Linked DNA regions of Homo sapiens: regions 2 and 3 are each linked to region 1. The links are chromatin loops, found by intact Hi-C in ENCODE. Cell type or tissue: dorsolateral prefrontal cortex. All regions are shown on one strand. Links, peaks and the distances in the headings refer to the core of each region. The heading gives the core; the rest is flanking DNA.

What was found. Hi-C counts contacts between places; a loop is a spot of excess contacts. Peaks named below come from ENCODE experiments on the same cell type or tissue, not always from the same donor. Only the 100,000 strongest peaks of a DNase experiment are listed, where the experiment ranks them.
Region 2: it touches region 1 in a loop (2.8-fold over the local background); 5 of 110 quality-filtered maps call a loop at or near these places.
Region 3: a loop joins it to region 1, with 10 times the contacts of the local background. A loop is called at or near these places in 87 of 110 quality-filtered maps.

The regions. Positions count from the first base shown.
Region 1 is chr11:83,289,964-83,296,331 of GRCh38, reverse strand. All of the region lies in intron 1 of CCDC90B-AS1 (CCDC90B antisense RNA 1), which reads right to left. Among named protein-coding and RNA genes, the nearest start is that of CCDC90B, 6.8 kb to the right of the region's middle. In dorsolateral prefrontal cortex, for the core only: CTCF peaks have their summits at 2,988 and 3,193 (motif pointing left); a DNase peak (open chromatin) is centred at 3,141; H3K4me3 peaks cover 1,116 bases; H3K27ac peaks cover 1,318 bases.
Region 2 is chr11:83,518,603-83,524,970 of GRCh38, reverse strand. The region is part of intron 21 of DLG2 (discs large MAGUK scaffold protein 2); the gene reads left to right. Among named protein-coding and RNA genes, the nearest start is that of DLG2-AS2, 120 kb to the left of the region's middle. In dorsolateral prefrontal cortex, for the core only: a CTCF peak has its summit at 3,171; no DNase peak of the experiment used is centred there; H3K27ac peaks cover 1,029 bases.
Region 3 is chr11:83,820,324-83,826,691 of GRCh38, reverse strand. All of the region lies in intron 17 of DLG2 (discs large MAGUK scaffold protein 2), which reads left to right. Among named protein-coding and RNA genes, the nearest start is that of DLG2-AS2, 190 kb to the right of the region's middle. In dorsolateral prefrontal cortex, for the core only: no CTCF peak of the experiment used is centred there; no DNase peak of the experiment used is centred there; H3K27ac peaks cover 2,072 bases.

The sequences.
Region 1 (6,368 bases), core at 936-5,935:
ATAAAGTAAAAAGACCCCAAATGTCTATCAGCGAATGGATGGATAAACAAATCATGGTACTGATTGTGTGCAATAGAATACTGGCCATGAAAAGGAATGAAGTACTGATGCATGCTGCAACACAATGAACTTCCAAGATATTTTGCTAAATGAAAAAAGCCATATACAAAAGGTCACATGTATGATTCAATTTACGTGATACATCCAGAATAGATGAATCCATAGAGACAGAACACAGATCGGTGTTAGTCAGGGGCTGAGAGGAGTGGGGAAGGGGAAAAACCTGCTAAATAGGTCAGGAATTTTACTTTGGAGTGATGGAAATATTTTGGAACTAGATAGAGGTGGTAGTTGCACAACATTGTAAGTGTACTAAATGCTACTGAGTTGTTCACGTTTAAATGGTTAATTTTATGTGACGTGAATTTCTCAACAAATTTTTTTAAAGAAATGACCTAAATTACACAAAGAGCTAACAATAAAAGAAAGACCTTCTTGATGATAAGAGCTGAAAACAGGGTAAGGCTGGCAGGAGTAAAATCAATGAAGGGCCCCCAAATTCTCCCCACAGTAGTATAGATCAGTTCTTAAGAGATAGCTTTGTGGAGTCAAGGGCTCTTCCCCAGAGCCTAAGGTAGTAGCAGGAAAAGGCCTGAGGTAGGAGTCAGGAGCTGTGACTATGTCACTAAATAATCAGCGCCTCTCCCCTGAGCCTCAAGCTCCCTCAGTTGCAAACCCAGAAAACTACCTCCCGAGGCTGTTGTGAGGCTCAAAGCAAACAGTGAATATGAAGGTTTTCATTACCCATTATAAAAATGCAAAGTTTTCCATGTGCTTCAGGGTTGAAATTCCAGCTTGTTGTATGTCCCTGAACAAGCTACTTAACCCCTCTAAGTCTTGTTTTTGTCTCTACCTACCTTACATGATTGTTGGAGAATTAGAAATAATATACGCAAAGTGCCTGGTACCCACTAAACCCTCAGTAAGTTGAAGCTATTGTTAAATGGGTGGGAACAATTTCAGCAAGGAAGGGAAGGAATAAGAGAAAATGAGCAAAATGGGTGTTGGGATGAAGGTGGGAGTCAGTGGAAATGTCATGGCCAGTGCAGGATTATGGCAGCCTAAGGGGAATATATAATCTAGAAATGGCATATGTGCTGCCCCCTTTCTCTCCTGCATTCATATCAGATACTACCAATCAATCATGTATTCTTTACTGCTGCACCAAGATATGGCCTCACAACACTCATCACTTTGTTCTAAGCAGCCACGGTCAATTGAAGGGTATTGGCATGAAGATGAAACCCATTTGTCACTTCTGTACTAACAGTTTCTTGGAGGATGAGGGATGATGTGTCCCTAAGAGTACACATAATTTCACAATTTGTGCCATGTACCCAGTTAAAATAAATTGGTGGAAGGAACAGGGGTGACTTATCTATGCAGTGTGCAGCACAATCGATTATGAGTTCTACCACGTACTTGCTCTGTGACCTGGGACAAGTCACTTCAGCCTTCTGAACCTGTTTTCCCATCTATGAAACAGGAGCAATGGTACCCAGCTCACGGAGTTGCCAAAGAGCTCAAATGAGCTCATGTGTGTGAGATAAGAGATGAGGCAACACCTACATGTGAAGAATTTTTGAGGAAGAATGCCCCACCTTGTTGTTGGAGACAGGAAGGATACAGACCATGCTGAGAGTTTAGTGAGATTTTTCAGCTCTGCTATACCCCAGTGCGGAAAATGAATTCCAAAGTCAAGACCCCAAAATCCTATTTCCCTAGTCTTTCCCAGTGAGGTCCAAGGCAGCCAAGTCATACAATGAGGAGGACTTCTCCAATCAGGTACCTTGAGGCTGGAGCTGTAGGCTCTGCCAGGCCAGGGGTCTTCTCTGACCAGGAAAGGGGCAGATGTCTAGGGTTTTCCAGATCAGTACCTAGGACAGGGAATCTAGGTGAAATACACAGCCTTGACCGCTGAAGGACTCAGCAAAGGGCAGGCAAACACCCTTTTGGTTTTTTTCCTTTTCTTTTCATTTTTTCGTTTTCGTTTTTGAGACAGGGTCTCTGTTGCCCAGGCTGGAGTGCAGTGGTGCAATCAGGGCTCACTGTAGCCTTGACCTCCTGGGCTCAAGAGATCTTCCCACCTCAGCCCCCTGTGTAACTGGGACTACAGGCATGTGTCCCATTGCCCGGCTAATTTTTTTTAATTTTTATAGAGACAGGAGCTCGCTATGTTGCCCAGGCTGGTCTCAAATTCCTGGGCTCCACTGATCCTCTCACCTTGGCCTCCCAAACTGCTGAGATGACAGGGTGAACCACCATGCCTGGCCACCTTTCTTTTCAAAGCTACTCCCTAGCCTAATGCCCTTCAGTGATTCCTCTTACTCATGGATAAAGTAAAAAAGACCTTGAAGGCCAGCCTCACCTTTTCCAACCTCACCTTCTGAATTTCCCTACCCTTAACCCATTGCTCCAGCCATTCTCTCCATTCCCAAATGAACCAGGCTCTCTCACACACACTTCCCGGCTTTTGCAAGTGCTGTTGCCTTTTCCACACAACGTACTCCACACCACCATTCACCAAATCCATTTAACCAAACTGTCTTTCACACATCCTTTCAAACTAATGCCTTCCGACGGATCCCTGCTTAGGGTAATATAAGCCTCTCTTATGCATTCCCTTGGCAGCCTATACTACCCTTCATCATAATATTTATTACAATAGACTGTTGACAATCTGAGAGCAGGACTGTGTTTTATGTTTATATCTTCATGGCTTAGCACAGTGCCTGGCACCATAAATAGTGTTCAATAGTCATTCAAAGAAAAAATGAGTAATCGATGAGAGACACCAGGTTATGATGTAACATTGCAAAGTATATAATGTTTTGACAGCTCTTTCTTCTTCTTTTCTACCATTCTTTTAATCATTCTTTTCTTTGATTTATTTTAATGGGCAAACTCGGAATCGGGTGTCATTGCCAGCCTCCCTGTATAATTAGGAAAAAAAAAATTTCCCCAGATTTTCAGGGAATACGGGCTGATAGTCACTTTCCAGCCATGCAAAATGTGAAATTAACATAAAGCTACACAAAGCTTTTGTGACAATGGGCCCTCTGACTCAGCTTCAGAGATGAGAGCAAAGAAGCAAAGAATTGTCCTTGGTTCTTTTCACATCCTCCCCCTAGTGGCAAGAGCTCCAAGTAAGCTAAGGAAGAAAATGAAACCCATTTGGTCCAGAGCTCTCTCTTTCTCAATGCCTCATTCACAGGCTTTAAAACACATCGAGATTCCTTCACATCACCTATTCCAAGAGAAAATGACTGACACATGTGAGTGGTCCAGGCTGCATTCTCTCTCCGTGAAGTCACCAGAGCTATAGTCGTAGTCCTGGGTGATCTCTGGTCATCTGATACAATTGTGCCCAAGCTGGGACCCCAGACCTCTAAACATCAGAGGAAAGAGTACTGGAGCAATGGGGTCCTCAAGAGGATTTGGACATATTAAAATGCCTCAAAAAATTGTATCATTGCTGGAGATGAAATTGGAAACCACTGAAGAAATTGGCAAGTATCTTCGCCTTCCCCTGTAAATTTATCAGCTTACTGTTAAATCAGCACTGCTTATCTCCCACTCACCAACAGTAACTTATCTTGAATTAATGGAAAATAGGAAAATAAGTAGTGGCTTCATACATGTTGTTGGTAAAGAGTGTAAGCTGTGTTTTAAATGGGAGCTTATAAAGGTAAAAAAAAAAAAGTGGTTATTTGCAATGAAAAAAACCAGGACCCACTTCCCTGCTACCCTGTTGGCCTTTGAGATTTAGATAAACTAGGCTGCTTTCAGCAGGGGAGCATTTCTCATGTCCAGGCCATCTCATCAGACATTGGAAGAGGAAAGGATTCATTTGCCTACACTAGCAAATGGCAAATAGTTATTTTCTAGAAAGAAATTCAAACTGATTTTTATCTATTTTAGCTCAAAAAATTTCAAAATCTCCTGCAAGTCCACTGTATGAAATTCAATTTCCTTAGTCTTTTTTATTCTACCTTTTTCATTTTGTTCACCCCAATTCCACCCAGTCTTCATATAATTCCTATGCCCCAGTCTACGAAGTTTCCTCACCAAACTATGACCATATTTTGAACATTCACTCATTCATTCAACACACACTTACCAAAAGCTTGTTATGGCCCAGGCATGATAAGCACTGGAGACACCATGACACATATGGTCTCTACCATAATGGAGAAAACAAATATTAAGTGCAGAGACATGGGAAGGCTGGGTTGCTGTATGAGTCCATAACAAAAGTACCAAATCTGCATGTTGTTTGAGTGGGAATGACTTCTTAAAGAGTTACTCTAAAAAGTCACCATTTAAACTGGAATCTGAAAGATATAAAGGAATTGGCCAGATAAAGAGGAGAAAGAGCTCCAAGTTGAGTAGTGATGCTTTACCATATGCAAAGTCCCTGAGTAGGAAGGAGCAAAGCGATGAGTAAATTGTACTTGCTCACTCCAATCCTCTCTCCTGGACCCCTTGCCTTACAACCTCTACTAACTAAAACCCCTAAGGTTCAAATCCTATCTCTTCTTGATAACCATTATCAAAAAGCATTTAACCTTCAACTGAATTATAGGATTTATTATTTTCTTAACATTTACATGACACTAACCTATTAAAGCTCTGTGTTGAAGGCTATTAAAATGCTTGTTCTATTCTCTCAGTTATTAATATATTACAAATTACTGGAGAGCAGAAATCTTTGCAATCCTTGCGTATCCTAGCAGAAATCCCTGCACGTAGTAAGAACTTGAATAGTTGTTGGATTGAACTGGTTTTCTTTACATTCCTCACATCTAACCTTAAACCTAGCTGGCACTCAGATATTTCTGTAAGTAAAACTGGAAAAATGAAAAATGTTTAAAAGTCCAGAGAAGAATAATATTGTGAAGGGTCCGAGATCTTACCCTATTAGCAGGCTATCAAGTTATCCTGTCATGGTTGCATGGATGCTGGTAGAAGATATGAGACTCCTTGCTAGAAACAAAGAACCCAATTACTGATGGTGCAGCGAGCAGCACGAGTATCGGCATATTTGTGTCAGCTCCCCTTGGCCCCAAGTTCATGGGGATGATGCAGCTGGGGCTACGTAGATGCCTGAGCACGTACAGTACATTGCATTACAGAGAGGAACCCTGACCTATGAGAACACAAATCTTTTATAATAGGCAGTAAGCATGAGGCCTTTTGCTCCAGAGAGAGATGCTATATTTCCTAAGGTTGTTCGTTATACAAAACTGCCACAACAAAAGGCAGAGAAGACCTCCATTTGTAAAACATACAGAAACATGAGACACCCATGGAAATTATTTCCTAACTCTGAGTAAGCAGGTATTATTATTGTTTATTGGGTGCTTGTATATGCCAGGTCCAGTGCTAAGTATTTTAGATGCATCATCTTTTCTATTCCTCTCAACAAACATGAGAAAACATTAACAAATTTATGGAAAAATATTTTTATAAATTAAGATGTTTAACAAAGAAACAATAGCAACCAAGGAGAATCTGAAAATACACAGGAGCATTAGGAGGTCTCAGAGAGGAGCTGTATCTATTAGCTGAATACTATCTGGACTCACTTCATCTGCTATTCCTGCTTTTCCTTCCTATGCTTCTCTGGCCTGCATGGTAGATTATGGATGACCCAAGCTCCTGCACTCACTTGATATAGTTCCAGCCAGCCTCAGAGAATGATTAAGAATCCCTGGATCTAATTGCCACTTCCATCAAAGAGAACATAATCAACACTGTATATGTGTGTTACAGAGAGAGCTTTATGTTAATATAAATAATAGTAACATGAATTAATATATAAAGAGATCCACTTTTTTCATAATAATTCCTTAAGTTAAGTAAAATATTGTGATAACACTTACTGGTCTGTATCTTCCACTAGCCTGTTAGCTCCTCCCAAGCAGGGATCCTATCATTTAACAGAATTATAATCATGTATATAATTATAATTATAATCCTGTATATAAGAATTATACAGAATTATAATTATGTATATACATGTATTAAGGATTTTCCTGTCACTAAGATTATTTTTAAAAATACTAAATTCTTGCATAATATTCCAAATTGGGACACTTCTGCAAGTTATTTAATCACTTTTGAATACTTAGACTATTTTCAATTTTTCACTACTATAAATAACATTGCAATAGTCATCCTTTTCAAAAATCTTAGCTACAGATGTGATTATTTACTATGGATAGCTTCTTAGAAGTGAAACTCTAGGCCAGGTGCGGTGGCTCACAGTTGCCTGTAATCCCAGCACTCTGAGAGACCGAGATGGG
Region 2 (6,368 bases), core at 920-5,919, 230 kb before region 1:
CTGCAACCTTATATACAAAATGTATTATAATTTATAACTGAAAAATCTGTTCACAGTGCACACACACACATACTCATGTTTACAATATATTTCAGTTTCTAAAAGAGATATCGTTCAAAATGAGCCTTGAAGAATCAGTAAAATCTAATCAGGTGTAAAAAGATGAAAAGAGTGTTGTTGGCAGAAATCAGGAAACAGCCCGGTGTGCTCAGGGAAGCCAAGGAAGCTTAATATTACGTAAGTGCAAAGCATAAGTACAAAGCTTCAAGTGTCCAGAGATAACGCAGAGAAGTTGGAAACCAGGTCATGAAGGTCCTCCATCTTGAGGGCAGTGGAAAGCCTTGGGAGGAATTCAGCAGAGGTTAGATTAGAATTTAGCAGATCATTTTGCTGTGGTGTGAAATAAATTTCCAGAGGGAGGCAGCCCCAGAGGGCAGGGATCCATTTCAGTAATTCAGGTAAGACATGGAAAAGACCTGACCCAGGACCATAGAGTAGCTGTGGAGAGAAGAAACCAGAAAATTTTCAGCAGGAAAAAAAAAAAGTGTATCCTGCAGCATCTACATCAGAATCAGCTGAGGTGCTTATTAAAAATGGAGGTGAGCAGGCTCAACCCCTGTCCTGCAGGATCAGAATCTCTGGAGATGGGGGCAGGAAAGCTGCATTTTAACAAGCTCCCCAGAGATTTTGTTAGGCATGCTACTAATTTGAGATACACAGGCACAGTGGAAAAGTTTGGAATCAGACAGAATAACCAACTCCTATCAATTATCATAACTTATCTAAGCCTAATATGTGAAAATAGAAATCATATTAAAAGATACAATATATGTAAAGTACTAAGAAATATTAGTCTATCTTTTGCCCACCCCTACCCACAAGCACATACCTCTTAAACTCTCACCCTTATAAGGCTAGAATGAGCAACTTCCTAACACTACTCTTTTCTTTAGATTCCAAATCTCCTTTTGCACAGAGGAAGAAGGGAGAGTTGCCAAAACTGCCCTGTGTGCATTTGCATACGGTGTTTTTGACCTTGTGCTTGTTTAGTTGGGGAGAGAAGTTACCACTGGCTGACTCTAATGGGCAGGAAGATGGAGCTTGGCAGCAGGACTGATTCTAAACCCCGCCCCCTGCCCCTGCCATTGGCTGCAAATCCAGATGGTTTCTGAGTTCTCTGCTATCTTGTGTAGCTACCTACAGGAATTTCTAGAAGAACACACTTGATCAGTGCTTACTGCTTTGGAGAACCATTGCATCTCATTTAGGATACCAGTTATTCTGAACATCTGTAGATTTGTTATTTTCTACATATTATTTTTATAACCATTGCTCATTTGCTCCTAACAGTAACCCTGTGAGGTAAATATTATAAATATGCCCGTTTTGCAGATGAGAAAACTGAAGTTAAGAAAGGATAGATAAATTACCCAAGCTCCTACAGCTAGTAAGTGGCAGAGCTGGGCCCTGCATTACATATTGTTATTGTGCAAGCAAATCAAAATAATTGATTCTTTAGAAGATTTTTACATATGAACTAATTCCAGATGTTAGTAGCATAGCTAATTCTATCCATTCAAGTACTGATGGTAAGACTAAAGTAATATAAATAGGAGTTGTATAATATGTGGTTATGTAATATAAATAACAAGTATAGTTTTATCAGATAACACTGAGCTTTTGTTAAATCTTCTTTTCATCATTAATTCAAGGTAAGTATTATTCAGAAAATTTAGCTCAACCCATTTCTACTTTGGGAATTATTAAAGAATAAATTCTGATTCACTATAGGACTTCCTTTCATCTGACTCTGTAGTAATAGGCCTACAGTCATACCGTTGAGCTTGCAGGTTTCACTTTGCAAAAGTTTTTAACTATCTCAAAGCTAAAACATCAACACTGAAAGATAAAGATGCAGAAGTGAATGTCCAGTCATCTGACTTGCTCACTATGGTAATTATTGCCAGACTCTTAGCAAGTAAAAAGAGTATATCTTGCCTCTTAACTATACATTGTGTTTATATGTGGGTAAAAAGGTTTTTTTAAAAAATAATAGCACGTGTAATATCTGAAAAGAGTTTCAGCAACAGCTTCCAATATGTTCTTAATATTTATAAAAATACCTAATTACCTTGCATTTTGATTAAAAAAAAAAGGGGGGGGGGGCTCTAAAATTAGACTATCCTATTCTTAACTTTTCTGACTACATGACCTGGAGCAAATAGCTTCTCTTTCTGAGATGTGATTTTTCAACTATAATAATAAACTCTGGAGAATAGATAGCAAGTTCCTTGAAGGCCAGGACTATGAATTATTTAGGGCCTAAAATAGTTCATGGCACTCAACCAATAAGTATTGAATTAAATAATGTGAGAAGAAAGAACATGGTGTATTAGGAGAAAAATCATGTAAATTAGAAGGCACAGATCACTTTTTTTTTTTCTATAGGTTGTGAATGCAGAACCAAATAATTTATTGTTGCCTTTAGAGGAAGGTTCTCTTGATCTGAGTGTTACTTCCTTTTATTTCAATAAATAGGTTTTGAGTTTCCTGTATGCACTGGATACCGCTCTGGCCACTGGGTGGAGACGTAGATGAATAAGACCCCACCTCTGCCATCCCAAGACTTTCTTTTGGTACACACCACACACATACATATACACACAGCTATAGCATAAGGCAAAAAAGTTTAGCAAAACATGAATAGAGTCTTAACAGGTATTCAAATGGGCGGGAGAGCCTACTCCATGTGAGAGCAATTAAGAAAGGGTCCGAAGAAAAGGTAGCATTTTAGCTAACTCTGTGAGGAGTAAGTGCACTTTAACACTTAGAAAACAGCAGGAGCAAAAGTAAACGAATAGAGGGTATCTGGTGACCAGCGAGTATTCCATTCAATGGGCACACACAATGGGGCAGTGGTAAGGTTGTAAACATAGCTTGAGGCCCAGTAACAGAGGGCATTAAGTATTCCTTTAAAATTTTTGAAGAGGCTCTTCTTTGGGTACTGGGGAGCCCTTCAAGGTTATTGGATGGAGGAGTGACAGGCTGTGTTTGTAAATAAAGAGGTTGACTCTTGCTGGGAGGATGGATGGTGGGGACTTGGGAGGGACTGGAGTAGGGAGACACCTAGGGAAGGACGGTGGGATGACTCAGGGGAGAAATCATAGAGCCTACATCCTAGGAATTGAAGGGAGCCCACAGATGGCAATGGCATGTAGGGGAGACTGTTAAAAATGTCATTCATGAACATGTGGGGGACCCTGAATAGAATTGGTAGAGAAGGGGTAAAAGGCGAATGGTGCAAAGTAACTGCCCACTAGGAGGACAGTGGAAGGGAAATAAACTTGGCAGAGTCCAGACCGGAAATTAAAATTGTATGTATGCTTTTAAATCTATCCTCTAGCAGGCATCTCACCAACACCTCACTCCAACACATTTGCCTTACCTGGTAAATCAAGTCTGCAGCATTAAGTAATTGCTACGTGTTATCAGAAATCAATGGCAGTTTATACATGATACTGGAATAACCACCAAATTAAACTGAAAACCAACCCAGGTCAGAATAAAAAAAATTGTCACTAAAGTAAACTTTTTAAAATTGAAACTAATTTTAGATTGATTGCCAGGTTAAAACCAGAAAGCTGGCTGTGATAAATCCACTTCTCCCCCAGGACTAAAATTCTTTGTGGATACTGGAAAATAAGTCCTTGTATTTGCAAAGCACTTTTGTACCTTACCCATTTGATAAATAAAGAGGCAGGGTCAGAGGAAATAAGTGACCTGTGTGCAGTCACACAGCCAGACACTGTTCTTTGGAGGTCCATGAATATTTATTTAGTATACAGTTCCATTTAATTTGTGAAGGTTTACAAGACGTCTTTCATGTTCAGCACTGTTCTAGGGCCTGGGGGAAAACAAGGACGCCTGAGCCTTTGCCCATGCTCTTGGCAAACATTAAATGGTCTGGCAAACATTTGGATTTCCTTTGAAGTTGGCAGTCTCGATACATGATCTATTCTTCTTAGGCAGTCAACAAACTTAGTACTGCCATCCCAGCTATGCCACTGGCTGTGTCATCTGAGACAGACCAGTTACTCCTATGTAAAGTGGGACATGTAAGAGGGTTAAACTTACCTCATTAAGATGCGAGCTACACAAGAGTCATAGCATGAAGGCTATTGAGTCAAATCAAAAGTATACCTCTCAAGAAAAACATCCATGTGTAGCCCACTCTATCTATCTATCTATCTATCTATCTATCTATCTATCTATCTACCTACCTACTTACCTGTCTGTCTTTCTTTCTATCTATCTATCTATCTATCTATCTACCTACCTACCTATCTACCTACCTGTCTGTCTGTCTTTCTATCTATCTACCTGCCTACCTACTTACCTACCTAGCTAGTTAGCTATCTTTCTATCTATGACAACGCAGTAAGCACCATGAACCTGCCACCTAATGTGAAAGCATGAGCAATGAAAGGTATATCATGACTAAGGATTATGATTTTTCCCTTTCTGTGCACTTGAAATCCCTGTAAGAGAAAAAGAGAAAAATAATTTCCATGACTCCAGGGCTATTGGTATACATAGGCAACAATGGGGAAGCTATGAGAAACATCTTTTATTTGTTAGTAGTGATAACCGTAATGCAGTTTCCATTCATTCACAGAGTTCTGAGAAATCTGAGTGACACAACTACAAAGTGAGAACTTTTCCAATTACTGTCTCAAATTTATTACAAGCACTTGTCAATATAAGTGAAAGCCTATCTCACTTGAAAAGAAGTAAAAAGTTTGCAGATATGCCATTCGCCTTTTATGTTTTGACAACTTCATGAACATTTGTAAAGATTTTACTAACACGTCCTGTTTGAACACTCTTGATGTGGTGGTTTTTCCTGGAAGGCCCTAAGAAGCCACCATTTTGCTCTGTAATTGACTTGTGCTCACCTGCCCAAAGAATTAATACCATAATGAATTTGGGGCATGAGGTAAATGTGAATGACAAACCTGGTCACTCCTTATTCATAGAGAAGGATTCTGTGAACACCTCCCAAGTCTAATGGCTCTAGGTGAAGTGGAGTCTAAGCCCAAATGACAGTCAGAAAAAGACAGATATGAATCTACGATTGCCAATGGATGGAATGATTGCTTTGTTGCAGGTAAAAGCTCCCCATCACCCAGCTCATCCCATGAGCTGCCTGAACTTCTGTGTTTATGCCCTTCGCAGTAATAGGCAAAGCTCACATTTGGCAAATAAAGAATTTGACTTTGATTAGTATTTTTTAAATGTGATAACAATACAATTGATGTTTTTTGAAGATTACATATAAGCCAGGTGTTTTTGCTAAATAGAACAATTTTTCTCATTAAATCTTCACAAGAATCCCATGAGGTGAAGAATATAGGGTCCCCTTTTAAAGAAAATAATATTTCTGGGCACCCATGCCCCCAAGTGTTGACTAAATCTTTTTATAATGATGTTACCTAAATACATAAAAAACACAAAATTAGGGGCAAATACCTTATAGCTCTTATATCATCTATCATGTTCAAATAAATTTACAAATTAAACACCATATATGTAATAGTGGTATATTGTAACAATAAAATTCAAAATTACAGCATTAATGTGATTAGTGATACTTTAGTAAAACTAAATCTTCTTCCACAATGTAATCGTGGTTGTGGCTGCTGTGTGGAAATTTTGGAGTTGCACCTGCTGAGTGCTAGGGAAGACTCAGTTCTCTCACCACTGTTTCTCTACAGTACACCCCGCTGCAGAACCACTGCAAAGGCCCCATCTGGGTCTTACTCCATACCATTTACCCAGCCCCTAGTACTGAGACTGACACCTTGGAGTCATTAAATGAATAATTATGGACCTCAGTTATACTACAGACACCCTCTGTGGCTGCTCTCTCTGCACTGTGTTTTAAGTTCCTGACCCCCACACTTGATGGGTTTTCTTGCCTAGTTGCACAGTGCTCAGCTGTACTCTCTTGGCACTGTCAGCAGATAGCTGTATGGAGCAGCCCCTCAGTCCAGCCCCCTCCCACACTGAATTTGCTATTTTAAATCTACGAGCTGAGAAACCCCAGGAACAAACTTCTTTTTTTTATTTATTTATCGTTAATTCTCATTTTTACCATTTTTAATTTCATCTCACATCATAGTAAGTACAAATATATACATATATATATGCTAAGACTCTGATGGGTAGATTTTGTGACTTTTCTGTCAACTGTGCAGCTCTGCTTCTTTGGGATATATAATTCAGACACTTAAAGTTGCTGGTTAGAAGATGGCCGAATAGGAACAGCTCCAGTCTACAGCTCCCAGCATGAGCAACACAGAAGACAA
Region 3 (6,368 bases), core at 920-5,919, 530 kb before region 1:
TTAAACTTTGAAGTGAAATCCAACTAAGTGGAGTTGATGCTGTTTTTGAGGAGGTAAAAGCTTATTGCCTTAAATCTGACCAGTTAAATTTAGAGTTCTGGTCCAGAAACCATGTGGAAGTTGCCTCTCCAAACCAGCATGCTTGTTCCAGGCATTTGCTCTCTCTCTCTAACCCACTGCATCTAGACACATTGACTCTTCAGTCATTTCTGGCTTTTGCCTCTCTTAATTGTAGAGCCCATTTAGACTTCTCCCTACCTTACTGGATCTTTCTTCCTGCACAGCTCAGAACTCACTGCTCACCTGATCACAAGACCACCTCAAATGAAAACAGATATGGCTTGTGAAGAGGCTCCAGGGGAGTCACTCTTGCTCAGCCTTGGCTTCAGAGCCCCACTAGCCAGGCTGTACCTCCTGGCCCAGCCACCAGAGTGTGGGTATTCAGCAGGGCCTGACTATGGGCAGAGTTCTTTATTCCTGATGATTGCCTAGTGCATATAAACATCACCCATCACATACAGACTTCCAGCCTTTGGAAAGAGGAAACTGTACAAAAAGCCTATCTAATCATATCCTTTTCCTGCTCTCTTTAAAGCCTTTCAATGGTGTCCTGCTGTTCTTAAAGCCTAAAATTGTTAACACAGCCCACAGAATTTTGCAGAGTCTGGCCCCTGCCTGCCTGGACAGCCTGCCCCATCCACAATACTTCCCCTACTCTCACTGATGCTTCAGCCACTCTGGATTTTTCTTTACCTATGGTCAGGGATGCTATTCAAAATTTTCACACCTTGGCATAACCCTGGCACCCATCCACACAATGAATGGCCGTAGTGCCACAGATGCCAGACAGCAGGGCAGTGGGGACTTCTAGGGAGCCAGAGTTGTGGGTCACTCAGGAGGGCTCAGGACAGCAGTTATTTACTAACAAACCACACACAAGTGTGTTTCACTGTTGTACAAAAAGGAAGAGCCATATCACTGAGTGGGGACGGAGCAGCAGCCCTGTCCCCTCTGTGCTGAGCTCCCTCCTACCTCCATCTTGTTCACTGAATTTCCTCGAAAAGGAACTTGGAGTAGACAAGGAAAAACCCTCCATTATCTAAAAGGGACCAGAGAACTCATGAATTGCCCCAAGCGTCACTTAAACAGCATCCCCATTGTCTGACATAGAATCCGGCTGTATAATATATGTTAAAGAAAAGCAGTAATTAGGCCGGGCACAGTGGCTCACACCTGTAATCTCAGCACTCTGGGAGGCTGAGTTGGGCAGTTCACCTGAGGTGGGGAGTTTGAGATCAGCCTGACCAACATGGAGAAACCCCATCTCTACTAAAAATACAAAATTAGCCGGACGTGGTGGTGCATGCCTATAATCCCAGCTACTCAGGATGCTGAGGCAGGAGAATCGCTTGAACCTGGGAGGCGGAGGTTGCGGTGAGCCAAGATCATGCCATTGCATTCCAGCCTGGGCAACAAGAGTGAAATTCCATCTCAAAAAAAAAAAAAAAAAAAAAAAAAAATATATATATATATATATATGTGTGTGTGTGTGTGTGTGTATATATATATGTGTATATATATGTCTATATATATGTGTATATATATGTGTGTATATATATGTGTATATATAAAAAACAAAAACAACAACAACAAAAAGAAAAACAATAAAATCTGTGGGCACTCAGCAAACTGTGTAGGGAAACAAAATTAACATTGCTCCTTTCCAGTTATATTCCTTAAGTCTTGCTTATTCAATGTGTCATAAACATACTATATGTCACAACTTAGCAAGGTGCAGTGAAAATAGTACATTGGGAACCATGTACTTAACATCAGACTTGTAACACCTGACTCACAATATCACTACTCAAAGGATTTAACTGTAAGCAGCTTTCAAAAGTCTGAAACTTAACTCAGTGCACCAGTAAAACACCAGCTTTTCTCGCAGTGGTACTTCCAAAACTGTGTATAATAGCGGATGTGTGAAATGCTTCATAAAAAAGGTTCATAATTCAATGAAAGATCTGAGAAGTCCTGCAGCAAATTTTTTAAATGCTGATAAAGTGTTTTTTAACATTATTTAACAAAATAACTTTTTTAGTCTTTGGATATAAATTACTATCAAGTGAAACATATTTTTTGAAAATTCTGTCATAATCTCCAGAAAACCTCTTGCAAGTATTTTATTTGACGGAAGTAAATTTTCACCTTAAAATCTTGTTTGCAGAGCTCAGAGACATTCACAAAGTACCAAAAGCTACTAGACACTAAGGATGCAACGTGAAAAAAATCATTGTGTCCTCAGTGAACATGTAGCCTCATGAAGGGAGACAGACAAATAAATAGATTATTTCCAATATAACATGGAAATGCTAACGGTAAGTTCCAGGGACCACATGGGCGTAAAGAAGAGACCATCCTTAGCTCAGCCTGGGGAAGTAAGAAGGATTCTGGAGGGGAAACTTCCCAACAAAGAGGGCCCCTAGAAAGCAAAACCAGTAGAGAATTGGAGATAAAATGCCTAACCTTTATTGAATATATGCTCAGCACAAAGCATTTTGCTGGATACTGCGCTGTGATTTCACTGAATTGTCCTAACAACCTTGTTGGATTGAAGGCTCAGAGAAATTAAATAATTTGTCCAAGATCACACAGATAATCAGTAATGATGGTGGTATTTGGAATACTGTTGCTTCTGATTTCAAAGCTATGCTCTTTCTGCGATGCAGGCCTTCACCAAAGAATTGAATTTGGCAGTTTACTTATGTCTGAGGCAGTCCATACTCAAAGTCTAGTTAATGAAAAAAGCATAAATGCCTAAAAAAAGAGCATTTAAAAGGAGACATATGAGTCACCACAGGAAGCCATTGTATACGAAGGCTGTAAGATTGAGGCACTTAGAAGCAACGTTCAGATCCTTTGAAGCTTCCCTTGAGGATGAAACTGTGTTTTATTCATCTCTGCTCCCTTGTTGATTAACTTAGAACGGAGCTACTGAGCAAATGTTTAATGAACGAATGAATGAATGAATGAATGAATGAATGACTCATCTTTGCCCACTTCTCTGAAGGCAGTTGGAAATCCTAGGACCCCTCTCAGTTTTATTCATCTCGCGCTCTGGCCAATTAATCCCTTCTGTCCTGAAGATTCAGAATACATTAAAGCTTTTAGATTTCTGGCCAATGGAATATATTTCCAATTCAGACAGATCATTTCCTAATTGACTAAGAGGAATTCCTATAGATCAGAAAAATGTTAATTAACTATTCTATTACATATTAAATGCTAAATACTTGATGATCATTTAAAATATGTTTATGACATATTCTCTTCTTCCAAAAAATTTGGGTAGCAAGGACTTCCTATACAAGTTTCAAAGTGTCTTCTCTATGTAAACATCTAAACTGTGGTATAACAGCTGATCACAGATAAAGGGGAAATCGTGCAAAGAGTTCTCAAGTTTTAAAGAAGGAGTGATCATCGACTTGATCATCCCTCCTGAAATCTCTTTTGAGTCAAAAAGTGGACTGATTTTTAGTCCAATTTGTTTGGGCCTCAGAATAACCTATTTTATTAGCTAATCTCTAATAACCCTTAGATTTGCATTACCATATATATGTATAAAGTATCTCACTGTGATTATCTCATTTGATCCTCATAGGGTACCTTCAGGATAGGTAGGAAAGTGATCATGCTGCTGTTTTATTCAAGAAGAAACTGAAGGGTTCAACAGTTTTCTAACTCAAAGCCTGTTTGACTCTAGGTATAGGCCTCCTTCTTTCATGACAAGCTCCCTTACCTCTAACGCTAACTACTCTAGGAATATACCTGATGGGAGCTTGATTGGTGAATTTACCTCCTGGAGTTCTTGACTCCAGACAACAGACGTCAGTTCCAGGTAACTTATATGAAAAAAAAGAATTTATTGGAGAAATAACAGATAGTCTACAAGCTCTTCAGGAAGCCTGAGGAACCAGGCTCAGAGGCCAAGGAGGAAATCCTCCTACTAAGGGTGCTGGGCTGTCACCACTGGCCACTTATAGCCAAACCACACTGCCATGAAAAATCTCTGTTTCTCCATGCACCTTACACGTTAGTGTGGGGATGCTAAATTCCCAACTGGAACATCTGCTTGACTTGCCCTGTTGTAGCTGCTGAGGGGTGGGAAAAGGGAATAGCTGCCCCCTCCAGCTTCTCTAATGGGGGTAAGGCTGTGCCTCCTTCCTGTCTTGAATTGTCCCCAAATAAGAAGCATATCTGAACACTGGGTAGATAAATGATAAATGACCATCGGGGATTATTTGGCTCACTGAGCTCTATTTGAGGAATGTTTTAGGTCTAGTATCTTAAGGATCATAAGTGCTTCTTAAACAATAGAAATTATTTCAGAGAGAAGCCTCTAGTGGGAGGAGCCTAGGCCTGAGAGAATAAAAGGAGAAGAATTGAAGACAAAGGATGAGAGACATATTGTGTGCTTCCTACCTAGTAAGAACTTCAAATGGTTTGATTACTATTATCTTGCAGGTCAAAGTTCTGAGATTCTGAGAGGTTAAATAATTTGGTTAAGACCAGACTGTAGTAAAAGGACTGGACTCTAGGTCTGCCCAGCTTCAAAGTCAGTATTTTTTTCATCTTTCACACCAACTCCATAGATTCTATCAACTTTGATCATGTTACTCCTCCACTTAATATCTTTCGACAAGTTCCTCCTGCCTTTCCATCCAAATTCCCTCTTTTAATGACAAGGAGAAGAGTTATCTCCTTTGAGTTTGCTCTAGAGAGGAATGCAATAGAATGGGAACTTGAGGGTAGAGTTTGTTTTTTGTAACAGTGTTTATATGTTGATGGAAATGATTCAGTAGAGAGAAGGAAATTGGTGATTTATTTAGCAATTCATATACATGTATATTAAGTGGAAGAAGTGGAAAACACTTTGGCTGTATGGCTGTGACTCTTATTTGTTAATTATTTGATTTATTGAATATCTCTTATTGATTTATTTTGTTTATTGCTGTATTCGAAGAGTTTTGAAAAGTATCTGGCACTTTATAAGTGTTCAATAATGAAAACATGACTGTCAAATATTATTCTAGTGTTTATAGGAAATAGAGAGGTATATCAGACATTGTTCTCACCTTCAGGGGCTGATAGCTTAGTGGAGACATAAGATATGAACATGGTCGTAATGCATGGCAGATTGATAAAAAGAAACAACTACTATGACTTATTCTTCTCACGCTGACATTATTTAAAATCCATTCATCTAAAAAAAATCCATAATAAGTTTCTTAATTCCAAGTATCATCTTATCTTCTTCATCATCACCATCACCACTTCTGACACCATTCACTCCACCACATGCAATGACCGCTCTCAACAGCTGACATAAGTGGAGAGTCGATGAGCGTCCTCTAACAGCAAATTGCTCATACATGAGCTGCTTCTCTCTTTCAAATTCCCAAGGGCAGCATTGGCCCTTTCTCTGCTCAGGTTCTGAACAACTGCAGAGCTTGAAGCAGCAGATATCATGAGTTATGAGATGTGAACTTTCCAGCTAGTATGGAGGTCAGTAAGCATAAGCGTTATGTCTGCATCATCATTGCATCCCAGAACCTAACCCAGTGCTAGGCACACACAGGTGTTCATAGGTGATGAATAAATTAGATGAAAGAACTTGAAGTCTTCGCTAATGGGAAAGGAAAGCTTTTGGAGATTTTGTTCTAAGTTTTTTCCCTGAAATTCTCAGAAGATTCTTTTTTAAGTTGTCTGTGACATCTATGAGCCAACCTATTGCCTGGTTTTCCAGTTTAAGTGTCGGTTGGTTGGAAGAGAGAAATCCTGGATGAATAACTTACCAGAGAATAACTAAATATGGATCAGTAGATAGGATCCCAGGGGTAGCATTTTTCACTGGAAAAAGCTGTTCCTATACTACATATTTGCTGTGCTTTTCAAATGTCGGGGCTCACTTGCTCATCAGTGAATCAGTAAAAAAGGAAATATTCCCTTCCTCAGTTGTCAGGCCCACAGTATTTTCTGCCCCAGGAACAACTATCTCCAGGGAATATTTTCATTTGAAACATCCATTTTCTTGCCCTGAAAGCCATAAAAGATGAGACAAATCACTCTGAAAGCAGGTACCAAGGTCTGGACTTTTCAGCCTGAACCATAGTTTACCTTGTTACATATGAAATGCTTAGGTATCGTCATTCTAATAATGTGGCTGATAGCATTGATAATAATTGGTTGTTTCTGAATAGTACTTTTGATTTATGGAGCAATTTAAAATTTTTATTCTTATGGCAACCTTGAGACAGGCAGGGGATGGTATTATTATAATAACAACTTTTTATGAAGAAACCAAGCCT